Linked DNA regions of Mus musculus: all the other regions are linked to region 1. Evidence: chromatin loops called from intact Hi-C (ENCODE). Cell type or tissue: left cerebral cortex. All regions are shown on one strand.

Region 1 (2,500 bases):
TTTCTTGACACCCTGTTTTGGGAGAGTTCTAAATGGATTAGCAGACTGTTATCCCACAAACGGGACGAATTCACACATCTCACTATTATCTACAAGTGTCTGCTTTTTCAGCCATGATTTTTTCTTACATATTAAATATTATTCTGTCTTTTCTCCTCTTTAAATTAATTTGTGAGGATAGGAAGATAGAATACAAAGTAATGAACGACATTATAGCTTGTTCGTGTGTGTCTGTGTGTATGCATGTATATGTGTGTATATGTGTGTGTGTGTGTGTATGTCCATGTGTATATATATATGTGTGTATAAGTGTGTATATGTGTGTATATGTGTGCATGTGTGTATGTGTGTGTGAGTGTATGTGTGAGTGTGTATGTGTATATGTGTGTTTGAGTATGTATGGGTGTGTATGTGTGTGTATGTGTATGAGGGTATGTATGAATATGAATGTGTGTGTATGTGTGTGAGTGTGTGTATATGTGAGCGTGTGTGTATGTGTGTGTGTATATGTGTGCATGTGTATATGTGTATGAGTATATGTGTGTGTGTATGAATGGGTGTGTGAGTGTGTATGTGTGTGAGTGTGTGTATATGTGAGTATGTGTATATGAATGTGTGTGTATATGTGTGTGTATATGAATGTGTGTGTGTGAGTGTGTGTATGTGTGTGAGTGTGTTGTGTGTATGTGTGTGTGTTTTTATGCATCCTTTTCCCACTGCTGTTCCCCTCCCTCCTTTCTAATAGTCCCTCTAATGGTTGAGTTGAGACTCTATCCCATTGGCTCAGGCATTTGAGTACTTGGTCCCTAGCTTGTGGTTTAGGAGGCACAGCTGTAGGAAGTATGTCACTAGGATGGACTCTGAGAACTTTAAGATCTCTAGTGGCTCATACCACTCAGTGTTTACAGTAAAGGATCTGAGTTCTCACCTTCCTGCTCCCACTATCATGTCTCCCAGCTGTGATGGAATCCTACTCCTCTGGAATTGTAAGCTCGAAGAAACCCCGTCTTCTTTAAGCTGCTTTGTTCCTGGTGTTTTCCTACAGCAATAGAAGAGTAGTGAATGCAGTCTGTTTCTTTGCTCCAGATGGATCCACCCACTGTTCCAAGCCTCTGTGTGCACATTCCCCTCTTGCTGATGCTTCTTCCCCCAAGATCTCCTCTTCTCCTTTCAGGGCCCCCTATTGCCGCCCCCCACAAGATGCACATATATAAAAGTTTACATCTATATCCTAAACGTGAGAAGAAATGTTGTGTTTGCCTTTCTGGGCCTGGTTTATTAGGATTATTACAACAAATTACAAAGGATCATTAAATCATAAAATCCAGGGATCATTAGGGAAGACTCTGAAAAATCGAATTGGGAGACACTGGAAAATATGGGCAAAATGGATAAATTATTCCTGGATATATATATATATATATATATATATATATATATACATATATATATATATATATATATATATATATATATGATCAAAGCAGTAATATAAAAATATCACCCTAAAGGAAATAAATCTCATACTGGACAGACTCCCTGCCAGATTCTATGGAGTCTTTAAGGGAGCCCTAACTGAAATACTTCTCAGGCTTTTCCACAAACTAGAAAGGGAAGGAGCATGACCAAACTCAATCTAGGGATCCAGCATTTCCTCCATGCTGAAAGAACACAAGGACTCACACACACAAACACACACATCAAGGGAGGGAAGAAGGGAGGGAGGAGGAAGGAAGGCAGGGAGAGAGAGAGCAGAAGGGGAAGGGAGGAAGGGAGGAAGGGAAGAATGGAGGAAGGAAGGGAAGGAGGGAGGGAAAGAGAGAAAGGGGGGAGGAAGGGAGGAAAGGAGGGAGGGAAAGAGAGGGATCAGTTTTCTGATGGATAAGGGCACACATTTTCTTAATAAATACTTATAAAACTAATTCAAGAACACATGTAAAAGATGATACACCAAGACCAAGCTGAATTCATTACATGGAGAAAAGTGCTGCACCAAACAAATCAATAAATACAACGCAAAGCCATAAATAGGATCATGGTAAAAAGAAATTCCAAAATTATCTCAATAGAAGCAAAATGGGGCTTTGCAGAGATCAACATACCTTGATAAAAGCCACCAAAGAAGCTAGGAATATAAGGAACATATTGTAATATATTAAAGCTGTATGTGACAAAGATATAACCAACATTATACTTAATATGGAAAAACTAAGATTTCTACCCAAATCATGAGTGTGGTGAAGGTACCCTTTCTCGCTGGTCTTACTCAATAGAGTGCTCAACAGTTAGTTAGAGACAGGAGAAAGAAATACAGATGATTTTAAAAAATCAGGAAGAAGTCAAATTATTCCTACTTTCAGATGGTGCAGCCCTATACTTAGAAGACTTTAAAAACTCTACCAGAAAGCTTTTAAATCTAATAAACACTTTCAACAATCTAGGCTACAAAACCAACAAGAAGACACCATTAGCTTTTCCATATCAATAACAAACTTGCTAA
Region 2 (2,500 bases), 840 kb before region 1:
TTTTATAGAGTTTAGCAAGACATAACACCCAACTGAATTTGCATGGATTAAAAGCTTGCTTCCTGGTTCATAGGTAGTTTTCTAGCTGTGTTACAGAAGAGGTTGGGATGGTCTCTTGGGTTCCTGTTACGGGGACTCATTCTATTCATAAAGGCTCAATGCGGCAGCTCAATCACCTCTCAAAGATCCCACTTCCCAGTGCCATCAAATGGATGATAAGATTTCACATTCGATACGATATGAATGTGAAAAGAGAGGATTATAAAAATGGTATTTTTGTGTATAATCAGATAAAGGTCAACTTCATACAGTTTGTTTGTTTCTTATTGTGACCCAACAGATAACACTTCTTAGGGGCCCTCAATAAGACAAAAAAACATGTTATTAAATGACATTTTAAATCACAACAATGTCTAAAACCAAATTTGACTTCCATTCTCAGGGATGGAAATACTAAGGTCCAATAAACGCTATTGAATATGTGACTGTCCCAAGGACCAAGGATCCATTGTAGAGTTTGTTATTCTGTGAGGATGTTAGAGAATGGAGAGCCATAACTAAAAGAGGATCTTATTCTTCTAAGATATGAGCATAACTTTCTCCAAGTCACCAATCCTATAATTTTAATATTATTTATGTCATAAAATTGACAAGAATATTTTCCTAATATGTTTCCAAATAATCAACTCATTATTTTCATAATGAATGTAGACTGCGTGACACATCCAAAGTGCACTTGCCGCTATGGAAGCTCAGTTGTACATAGTATTCTACACAATGTTGCTCTCTTCATAGTAACTGACTGTGCAGGTAGCTGCTCTCTACTTTTGACAGACCCTGGTATCCTGTATTTCCCAACAACACATAGATTTACAATGGAGGGCGCTCTGCACAATGGATATGGGTTCTGTTCAGTGCAGCAGTCCCCTGAGAGATATCTCAGAAACATCTGAGACACCTCATTACTAAGCTAGTAATTGTTTTTGTGTGTTTCCCCCACTGAATGGTGAAGTGGTGGGTGGCTGTCAACTAAGCTCAGAAGCCCTTGGCAGGATGGGAGAAGGGAGAAATGTATTTTTACATTGCTGGCACCAATCTGAGGTCAGACACTGAGCACTGACTTGGAACTGAAAAGCTGGCTGTGACAAGTGTCACCAAGTGTAAGCTTATAGTTACCCTTCAGAGAAGTAAAATTATTATTTTGATTTTTGACAGAAGATATACAGGGTACCCACTTTTGCAGATCTGTGGTCACTAGAATATCTAAAGTCTTTCCTATCTGTAATAGGACTTTTCTAGTAGGAGGGAAGTGGTCTTTGTTTTCTGATTGTTTGTTTGTTTTAAGTAAAATTTCATTTTTAATTCTTTTTTATTAGATATTTTCTGCATTTACACTTTAAATTCTATCCTCTTTCCTGGCTTCCCCTCCAAACCACCCACCAGCTCCCCCCTTCCCCTGCTCACCAACCCACCAACTCCAGCTTCCTGGCCTTAGCTGAATGAAGGAGCTAGTTGCTGAAGGGGTTTGCAACCCCATAGGAGAAACAATAATATGAACTAACCAGTACCTCCAGAGCTCCGTGGGACTAAACCACCAACCAATGGTGGGACTCATGGTTCTAGCTGCACATGTAGCAGAGGATGGCCTAGTCGGTCATCAGTGAGGGAAGAGCCCTCGATCTTGTGGAGGTCTTTGTTTTAATTGAGAGTTGTCAATAAATGATAAAACCAATCATCTAACATACACCCATGCAAACATGTCTACCTCCCCACATAACAAAGGTGTTCTTTTTAAAAACATTTCTTGTTTGTGAACCCAGTTAGGAATTTGATACTGCAAATAGTCCCTGTGTCTGTGTCACTGGGTGTCATGAGCACCATCAGGAATTATGTGCATGTATTGAATAGTACAGATTAAAATCTAGAATGTTGCTATATTGATAGCTGTGCTATGGATTAAGTGTTGTGAGCCTGGGTGGGATTCAACTGAAGTGCCAACATTCTCTCATTTAACATCAGAGGAATGCATCCTATCAAATGTTTGCTTTATGCCGGCTCTCAGAAAGTCATGTGTGGCTACATGGAGAGTCCAATGTATTGTGATTCAATGGTCAACCCTAAGTATTCCCTGGAGAGATACCAGATACTGCTAGCTATAACTATAGGATTGAGGTTTGAATGTTCTCCGTGTTGAAGGCTTTACCCTCAAAGCAAAGTTCAGAAGACAGATTTAGTGATGAATTATGACCACAAGGACCTACTCTATGAGTTAATCCTTGGATGAATTCCTTATTCAATGGACTGTTGGGAGGTGGTGAGAAATGGAAGTCAAGACTTGATTGGAGGAAGCAAGTCTTTGGGATGTACACTGGCAGGGTATCCGTTATCCCCACCATTTTCTCTCTGTCCTTCTCTCTGATCCCTGTCTGCTGTGAGGTGAACAGATGCCCATGCCACATGCTTCTGCAGTGGTAGAGTCAGATGACCATGTGCCGAAGCC
Region 3 (2,500 bases), 840 kb before region 1:
CCCGAACTCTGCTATCATCCACAGATGTAAAAGAAGACGTTTTGATTCACCTAACCTAGTGCAGCCCCGCTTTTCTTACATATTTTTGACCCTGGACTTGTGTGGACTGGAACACACACATACACGCCACATCATGGTCAGGGTCTGGTGAGTGCAGATACAAACCTAGAGACAGACGATGTCTGTAGTTTGGTTCTTACCTAATACCACCAGAAGAAATACTGGGGAGCTAGCACCTGACTTAGCCATAATCCTCCTCTAAGGATGAGGCTGGGAGCTAACTACTCATGGGATATGGCTTCTGGATGCCCTTCTAGTTCTGAGGACAAGATAAATGAGGACCCTGAGGCCAGAAGAGCTGGACATGCTTCGGGGAGACAATATCAATTCACCTATCTTGTCATTGACATGGATAGGGAATGGGGTGGAGTCCGGGAGCCCAGGGCAGTGAATTGGTGAGGAAGGAAGGAAGGAAGGAAGGAAGGAAGGAAGGAAGGAAGGAAGGAAGGAAGGAAGGAAGGAAGGAAGGAAGGAAGAAGCACTTTTAGATATTTCTGCTTGGATTGAGGTGAATGGATTTTATCCTAACTTCATTGAGATATTATGATGGCAATTTAGAGAGAGGCTCGATAACAATAGAAAGTAAACTACAAAAGATCAGCTCAGCCACCCCAGACATGGAGGCTCCAGCATGCTCCTGTAGGAAAGCTGCTTGCTGTGCCTCTAAAAGGAAAAAGGAAAACAGTGAACATGGTGAAAAATAGATTCAATAGAGTAATATTCATTCAAACACACCCAAAAATAATAAAGAGAGTATCTATTATGGAATATGGGAGAGGCAGTATTAAGTTGACTTTTAGAAGTTTTTATTAAATCTGTAACACCTGATTGCATGCATGCTGAAGCAACATACTTTTACATGGGGTTATGTTCTTTATTTCTAAACTCCCAGTTGCAGCTATTAAAACCTTTTCGTTGTTGATAGTATGTGAAGTGACATAATTTGTGAAATGCTAAGCACTACAAACCAATCAAAATTTATGATAAATAAATGAGGCTATGTAATCCAACCAGAGAACATGCAGGTGCCATGGATAAATACTGAGGACAGTGGGGTTCTCTAGAGCAAACTGGCTGATATCTGTGTTGTGCTTAAATGACTAAAACTAGTATGGCTCATGTATATATGAGCCAGCATCTTAAATACCTAAGAATTTTGACTATTATCTAAAATATTATGTACATTCTATTGCAGAACACAAGGGCCATAATATTTATTTTTATTAAATGATATTTTATGAGTCGTGAAACACTCCCAGTGAATGGGGAAATCCTGTGAACAGTGAAGGATCATGAACCAGAAACATTCACTCTGTGACTAACTTCCAACCACTGCCACTAGATGGTGGTGGCAGTTCACACTTATAAAGCACATACCTCATTCAAACTAGGCCACCATGTCTCAGTTTCTACCAGGAGCCAGGATCCTACTTCACGCTAATGCTGATCCCCAAAGAGACCCTGCTTTGAGGTCATGTAGATGTTTACTGACAGGTAGGTTTGGCCAACTCATAGTGGCCAAAAATGCACCTGTGATCATAGATCCTGCCATGTTGGCAAATAGTGCTTGCCAATAAACCCAAGTCTATTGAGAAAGAAAGAAAAGCCAAGAGGCTCATGTGTCAGCCATGCTACATGTTCCCACCTTTCCTCTGGCTCCAGTTTCTTCCTTTAGTGACTCAGGACAATGTATTGTAGATGCTTAGTACATCCCAAAGTATGAAAAACTATACCCATAACTTTATGTCTGTCTTTGTGCAGGTATCCCAGCCTTGTTTCACTAGACTTTAGACTCCTGTGTTTTAAGGAGTCTATTGGTAAATTTAGGAAAAGGGGGAGCATTTCTTGAAGAGTGAACCCCCTCACATATACATACATAAAAATACACACAAAATATTGCTAGTAGATCTATCTTGAAGGCGTCATGAAATTCCAGGCAGAGGCTTAAAGTCAGTGTATGGAATGTGAAGGTGCTAGGCATTAGCAGTGAGAAGTTTGTGTAAACTCTTCTACCTGGAAAGGCATCTGCGACAGGAACTGCTTCTGCAGAAGCAGATGCCAGCTGGACCCCAGCAGAATGGTCTTTACAGACGATGGCTTTGGATTAAACCTTGGAAGGGCAGGATCATGTTTCAAGGTTTGAAAGGTTTCTATCTTCTGGTTCACAAAGTCAAACCCACCATCCCCAGAGTTTAGAGATGTAGAAGGCAGTCCATTCTGTAGTACAGTTTACCCAAGGCAGAGATGGAGGCAGAGCAAGGTTAGCCAGGATGAATACAAAAGGGAATTCCTCTCAAAGAAACCATCTTCAAAGTAACAGGAACAATGCAAGGTGCGAAAATGTGTTTTGTGGCATTTATTATCATGTTAAAGCTGAAGGAACAAGATATTGATGAGTGAAGAAATTATGGCCGAATGTAGAATTTGGAGACAAAGAGAT

The links. Hi-C counts contacts between places; a loop is a spot of excess contacts. Peaks named below come from ENCODE experiments on the same cell type or tissue, not always from the same donor. Only the 100,000 strongest peaks of a DNase experiment are listed, where the experiment ranks them.
Region 2: it touches region 1 in a loop (3-fold over the local background); 3 of 42 quality-filtered maps call a loop at or near these places.
Region 3: it touches region 1 in a loop (2.8-fold over the local background); 3 of 42 quality-filtered maps call a loop at or near these places.

The regions. Positions count from the first base shown.
Region 1 is chr8:15,489,523-15,492,022 of GRCm38, reverse strand. No RefSeq gene overlaps it. Among named protein-coding and RNA genes, the nearest start is that of Gm46033, 40 kb to the left of the region's middle. In left cerebral cortex, no CTCF peak of the experiment used is centred here; a DNase peak (open chromatin) is centred at 1,028.
Region 2 is chr8:16,333,207-16,335,706 of GRCm38, reverse strand. The region is part of intron 10 of Csmd1 (CUB and Sushi multiple domains 1); the gene reads left to right. Among named protein-coding and RNA genes, the nearest start is that of Gm16347, 99 kb to the left of the region's middle. In left cerebral cortex, no CTCF peak of the experiment used is centred here; a DNase peak (open chromatin) is centred at 998.
Region 3 is chr8:16,325,311-16,327,810 of GRCm38, reverse strand. All of the region lies in intron 10 of Csmd1 (CUB and Sushi multiple domains 1), which reads left to right. Among named protein-coding and RNA genes, the nearest start is that of Gm16347, 110 kb to the left of the region's middle. In left cerebral cortex, a CTCF peak has its summit at 1,386 (motif pointing right); a DNase peak (open chromatin) is centred at 1,412.